2 separate regions of the Homo sapiens genome follow, and region 1 is linked to region 2. Evidence: chromatin contacts called from ENCODE Hi-C data. All regions are on one chromosome and are shown on one strand. Each heading gives the region's core, a stretch centred on a gene start or an enhancer-like site at or near the end of the contact. The rest is flanking DNA. Distances are from core to core; before and after follow the strand shown.

Region 1 (3,218 bases), core at 285-2,784, 140 kb before region 2:
GGCAGCCAAAGCCGCCTGCGAGTATTCGGGAACTGTCCGCGGACGCGTCTCCAAACCGTGCCGAGATACCAGCGAGAAAGAGGTTTTCTCAGACGGACGTTCACTAAGTAGAGAAAATACGCTATAGTTTCAAGTTGGGAAACTTTTCCTTATAACTGCATTACCCACTGTGAGCTGCCTGAAAACCGCTAGCTTCTTTTCAAGGGATTGCGACGACTCGTGTCCACAACTGTAGGAACCCGACGAACTCAGAGGGAGGATATACAGACTAAAGCACGAGTAGAATCGGTTTGCGCTATGTGACTTTGGGTCACATTTAAACTGAAAATGCCAGTGGCCGCGCAGTCGGGCTACTTTTCCCAGCAGCACCATATCCACAGCCAGTTGTCCCTTTTCGGGAGACGTTTTCTGGAAAAAATAGGTACCTGAACTCTAGATTCAAAGCGTCTTTCTGAATCTCTCCCCGGTCCCCGCCAAGCCGAGCTCAGTCATCTGGCTCCCCTCTTCCCCATCCCCGCTGCCAGAGGTCGTCGCCGTCTGTGGTCCCGAAACCCGAGAGTGGCTCCTACGAAGCCTTTCAGAGGTGGTGCAGGGGGAGGGGAGAGGATGCTAGTTTAGCCAAGTTAATAGTTTCTTCTATGGGATACGTTTTTGGGGAGTTCTGGGGCAGAAGGTAGCCTTGCTACCCCCAGTGACGATTGCGAGCCTGACCAAGGCCGGGCCGCTGCTGTTAGTGCCACATCATCCTAAGCATAACTAGGAAGGGACGCCGGAGATCAGAGACCGCCAAGACTCGAGAAAGCAAACCAGCCCCGCCAGGCGCGCAGCCGCTGCTGAAGCCTTCCCAGATGCGAACCTCCCACCCCCACTTCCCCGGCTTTTTCATCCCTTCCAGGGCCCAACGGCAACAAGAAGTCTGGTCCCGTACTTTGGCAGAGTGCGCTCCGAAACCCTGGTGAAGAAAGAGAAGCCTTGAGGCGCAGTCCGTGTTGCCCACTCTGGGTTCGAACACGCAGCTAAGACAGCCACCTGTTCTACAAAGCTGGAGTTTGTGCGGGCGCGGGCTGCGGCAGGAAGGACCCCATCGTCCCCTCCCTCAGTACGGTTCGGGACCGCCAAAGGTGCACGTCACCCCAAATCTAAGTGCGCACACACCTGCGCACTCACCCGGAGGCGCGCGGCGACTCACTGCCGGATCTCCTAGCTTCAGCCCCGACCACGCGCTAGCTACTGGGGCCCACCCCGCGACCTGCCCTTCCGGGAGGATGGCGCCAATTACCTGCAGTTAAGATGCAAAGAGCGAAGAGAGTCTTGTAGACCATGGTAGCCTGGTATTTGGTGCCCAGCCCGGGGCGGGCGGCAAGGAGTTTGCGGACTGACAGAGCGCACTGGGCGCTGGTAGCGACTCCTCTGCCGGGTGGGCTGCGGTGGGAGCCGGGAGGCGCGAACAGCTCCAGTGGAGGGCGCGAGGCAAACGAGGCGAACGCAGCGCAGCTCCGTCAGCTGCGTGCCCTCCGGTGCTCCGCGCTCTTCTGCTCCATCCCAGCCGCCCGAGCCCGGGGCCGCCTCCGCCTCCGCCGCCGCCGCCGCGCCTGCCGCTGCCAAACCCCTCCCACCCGGGCCCCGCGGCGATGACTGGGCCACCCCCTGGCCTTCCTTCTCTCAGCCCTCAGGTCCCGAGAGCCCCGGCCCAGAGCGGCCTCTGCTGGACAGTCAAGACACGAGACCCTGGGTTCAGCAAATGTTTGCAGCGCCTTGCACTGTGCTGGGAACTAGGGATGCAAAGAAATGTGAGCACATCTCTGCCCTTAGGAATCTAGCTCAGCTTTTCCTACATGAGCTTACAGCCTTTAAAAAGGTGACCTTATGCCATTTTAGGAGTTCCCTCGGAGAACCGGCACATGTTCCAAGAATGAGGACCTTCTTCATTTGTCAAAACACTTCTGCGTGTACATCATTAAACCCTCATCCACATTAAACCCGGCTGAGCTTCCTGGGGCCCGAACCAGGATGTCTGCCGCTGCATTCAGCTTCTTACTAGAAGAAAATACTGTCGGGGGGATAACTAAGCCAGACACCCTACTAGGCGTTGTTTCATGAATCCTTCTAAGAATTATTATTATTCCATTTTACAGGTGAGAAAATGAAGGCACAGAGAAGACAATGTTCTCAAGGTCGCATAACTGGTAAGAATAGTTTGTGCACTAGGCCCATAATAAAGGCTGACGTTTCCTGAGTGATTGCTATGTGCTAGGCACTGGACAACGTGCTGTTCAGGAATCAACCAAGTCATTTAGTTCTCACAACAATCCTTGGAGATTATATCCTCGTTTTCAGGGGAGAAAGTAGAAGCACAGAGAAGTTTAACTTGCCCGAGTTCACACAACTCGCAAGTAATGATAAGATGCCTGCCCAGGCACCCCGCTCAGCCTCTGTACTCTACTCCCTCTCAAGAGCCCAAAGCTTCTCCAAAGCCTACAGATTAGAACTGACCTTTCATTCAGTTCCCTCCCTGCTCTTGCTACACTTTAGGCTTGCTTAATTCTCACACTTCGATCAAAGCAGATGCCAGGTTCTCTCCCAATTCTGTTATTAATGAACCTATTGGTCCCCTAGTCACTAGAGCTGGGGCACTGCAGGAGTTAACAAGCCTTTGTAAAGAAATGATTTGCGTGGAAGGCAGCTTTCTTTTTTCTGTAATATCTTCTTCATATGCCATGGGCTCTGTTCTCACTTCTTTCTCACATACCAGAAGCTGACTCTAGGAGTCCTGAGCACCTTATCTATGGTCAATTCCTCTGCCTGACTCTATCACACTACCACTTGTAGATTTTGCTCACACTTCCACAACCAGATTAAATTTGGATCATATTTTTTTCTCTTTGTTTTGGTAAATCTAGTAATTTCTGTTGGAATGAGAAACAAAAAATACTCAGACCAAGTGCCCATCCCCTCTCCATCCTCCCTGGCCAGATAAACTGCAAATTCAATTTGTTCAGCATGTTCTCTGAATGCTTTTGACTTCAAGGCCCTTCCGGTTTCTAGGGTAATCTATGTGATTAGGAACAATTTCTGCATCTGGGTTTTGGTTGTCATGGATGCAGGGACCACACACAGATGGAGTTATGCAGCGACATTCTATCAGGCATTAGCCCCTTTAAATAGGGCAGGTTAAGTAAGTGACTCTATGGCAGAAATATAGGTTTTTGAAGACCACT
Region 2 (3,268 bases), core at 55-2,554:
GAAAATTAAGAGCTGATTTTTATTCCACCGGATATATCAGTTGCCTGGGGCAGTAAAATAATTTAGTTTTGAAATGAAATGTTATTCGTGGGAGACAAGTGCACAACAATTTACTTAACTTAAACAGTAGGATGAGGAGGAAGAGGCAGACACCCAAACTACATTTCATATGTAAAATAAGGCTTACATGACTTTTGGATGCTATAGAAATAAAATTTCTGTACTGAGGGGCATAATTATCCACATAAATCTTATATGAGGAACACAGACCAGTACAAAAGCAGCTGTATCTTTTGGTTATCTTGGAGGCAATATATAACCACATAAGGTAAAATTGGATGCTGCTTGCTTTCTCTAAAAGCTGTGAGGATGTCTTTCTGTTCCAGAAATTGCTTAATGCAAGTAAATGAAAATATACTGAATACATGAGTAAATTCATAAACAGAAATACAAATGAAATTTCTAAAGTAGGTCCTGGTGAGCCCCAATTTTATGAATTATTAGAAGACAATGCACCCAGAAACTAAGACACTAGCTTGAAGACTTTTTTCATTTCTTTTCTTTTTTTTTTTTTTTTTTTTTGTTGCTGATGTTGTTGTTGTTGTTGTCGTTGTTTTGAAACAGTGTCTCACTCTTGCGCCTTGGCTGGAGTGAAGTGGCTCGATCTAGGCTCATTGAAGGCTCCATCTCCCAAGCTTAAGCGATCCTCCCCACCTCAGCCTCAGGGAATGGATGGGACTGCAGGTGCACACCACCATACCCGGCTATTAATTTACTTTTGTATTTTTTGTAGAGACGAGGTTTCGCTATGGCTTCAAGACTTTAAAAGGCAACAATGACTCTTTTGAAATTGCCTGCATTATCAAATGCCTGAAGTCAACCACAATGAATGGTGAGTCTGGTTTCTCCATGACACTAGCAATCCTCTGAAATAAAGGAAGTTAGAATTCCAGAACACGTTTGGGTCTCTGACTCTTCCTCGGTGGCTTCCAGGAGTTTAGGTCAGCCTGCAGGCCCGACCGGAACCCCCGACACCCCTCCACGCGGATTCTTTACATCTCCCTCCCTACCTTGTTTACGCCCTAGGGGGTAGGGAAATGAACAGTCAGTCAGGTGAGACCCAGCAGGGGGAGTGGTGAGCTGGTCCGAGGGCAGCCCGAATATGTCCCTGGGTGTGGGTATGGGTGTGGGGCAATTTGGGTGGGAGCAGCGTGGAGGCTCCCAGGACCAAGTCCTGCGCCTCTTTGGCGGGGTGTGTGCAGGAGGAGGGGGGATAAATAGGAGGCTCCCTCCTCCCGGCGACATTCACGGAGCCGGCCGGCCTCCCGCCCTGGGTGTTTCCCTGCCTTGTAGCCAGGGTGCCAGCCTGGGAAGTAGTTTCGTTTCCTTCTGCCTCCGGGATTAGTTTCCAGGCACCCTCTCAGGCGCCCGAGGCCCGGGAAGGGGGCGAAGAAGGAGGGAGACTTGTCTAGGGGCTGCCCGGCCCGGCAGAGCGGGGTTGATGGACCGGGCCGCCCGGTGCAGCGGCGCCAGCTCCCTGCCACTGCTCCTGGCCCTTGCCCTGGGTAAGTGGCCGTGCTGGGCACTGGAAACCAGGAGGAAAGTCTGGGGCTGGAGTCGCGGGGAGGGCGAACCCTGAACCGAGCTGGCATCTGGACAAGAGGGCGCGCTGGGGCTGGCAGGCGCGGGTTGGAGAACTTTGAAGGCTGGGAGAGCGCGAGGTTAAAGATCTGGCAATTGGGCACCTGGGGCTGCACCTGCTGGAGGCAGTCCCTAGACGCGTGAGAAGGCCCGAGGGCGGAAGCGATTCCGAGGTCCTCGCTGCCAGTGCTGCGAGCAGGCCGCCAGCTGCTGACTTGTGCGCACAGCAGAGGGCCTGGCGGCGCCGGCGGGCTGTCCACCGGGGTGAGGCGCTGTGCTCGCAAGTGAGGGTCGGGGGGTGGGGGCAGGGGCGAGCAGGGAAACCCACTAAAGAAGCTCACGTGGTAGTATAGACCAAGAAGCATATCCTGCAGGAGGCAGAAGAACGGGAACTCTTTGACTGAAGGTGTGATCACCTGGCGTTAGGGAAGAGTGCCAGCGGGAGGAGGAGTAGCAGGATGCCTAGAGCCCTCCAGAGGGTCTCTCCTGCCTCCTTAGGAGTCAGAACTCACAAAGCAGAGCTGGAACTTCAGATGTGGCTGGAAGCAGGCTTCCCCTTCCCCTCCACCGAGGGAAGGTAGTGAGAAGGCTTCTAAGTAGGAAAAAATCCCAACTCTTCAAAGCTTGCTCTCTGCATCATGGTCATTTTGCGGGGCAGAGAAGGGAAGGGAAACCAGTAACATTTTCTAATCTTAGCTGGGCTGTAGACACATCTGGGTTTGGAGCATTTATGTGGTAGGAGGAGAGTCTCCACAGCTGAAGTGTCACCACGATATCACTCCTACCTTCAAGCCTGGGAAGGGGACACCACAAATGAAAAAGAATGGGAATTCCTCTTATTGAGGAAAGAGAGGGGGAGCCTAAATGAAAACTTTCATTTGACTGTGTCCTTGGAGTAAGAGAGGTGGCTAAAAAGGTACAGTGAACTTGCTTGGAGGTGGATCAGACTTAGGACCAAGGTTAGAGAAAATAAACTTATTTAACAAACGCTGAAGAGGAAGGAGTCAGTAACAATTTAGTGGTAGAGTGAATGTGTACATTCATGAAGAAGAGCAATGGGGTTGAGACTTAACCCTAGAAATAGTACTGATGCTTTTGCCAGCATTGCTTGCAAGTAGCTGACATTCTCTTCCTCCACCGTGTCTAAACTATCCAACAGTCAAAGTATTCCCTGAGAATCTGTCGTAGTCAGCAAGGTGCTGAGGTATGTAGCAATGGAGGTGGGGAAAGGGCTCATGAGATTCCTAAAATAAAACATGATTCCTGCCCTAGAACTTGCACTGAATTTGGATATGCAAGCCCAGCAGGGTAACCTGTGGAAAAATTCACGGAATCAGAAAAGGGAGAAAGAGCTCAACAGCGGGGGCTGGAATAGTGGGGAAAGGCTGAATGGAGGACACGAATGCGTGCCTTGAGGCTTGGGTAGAGTTTGCAATAGTAGAGAGGAAAGAGGGAACAGAGACAAGGGAAAAAGCATTTAGTAAAGGGTTGGCGATGCGAATGAGCATGCTTTACTGGAAAGAGTAGAATTTCTGAGAGGCAGACAGATTATGAAGAACTGAAAAAGCCAGATTAGAATATTTGGAACAGAATCAATAAGCTATTAAACACACACCATCACAGGGCT

Evidence for each region. A loop is a pair of places that touch in the nucleus more often than their neighbours do. Pooled maps may share reads with other maps.
Region 1: a loop to region 2 is called in a map of sigmoid colon, with 2.9 times the contacts of the local background. The contact joins the promoter of PARM1 here to the promoter of BTC in region 2. A Hi-C loop is called at or near these places in 1 of 168 maps with a recorded cell type or tissue (sigmoid colon) and 4 of 50 pooled maps.

The regions. Positions count from the first base shown.
Region 1 is chr4:74,931,432-74,934,649 of GRCh38, reverse strand. It overlaps PARM1 (prostate androgen-regulated mucin-like protein 1), which reads right to left and starts at 1,534. Exons shown (of 4, transcript NM_015393.4): 1 at 1,280-1,534. The coding sequence starts at 1,322. RefSeq lists an enhancer at 601-650 and silencers at 761-810, 1,391-1,700.
Region 2 is chr4:74,792,559-74,795,826 of GRCh38, reverse strand. It overlaps BTC (betacellulin), which reads left to right and starts at 1,304. Exons shown (of 6, transcript NM_001729.4): 1 at 1,304-1,565. The coding sequence starts at 1,502.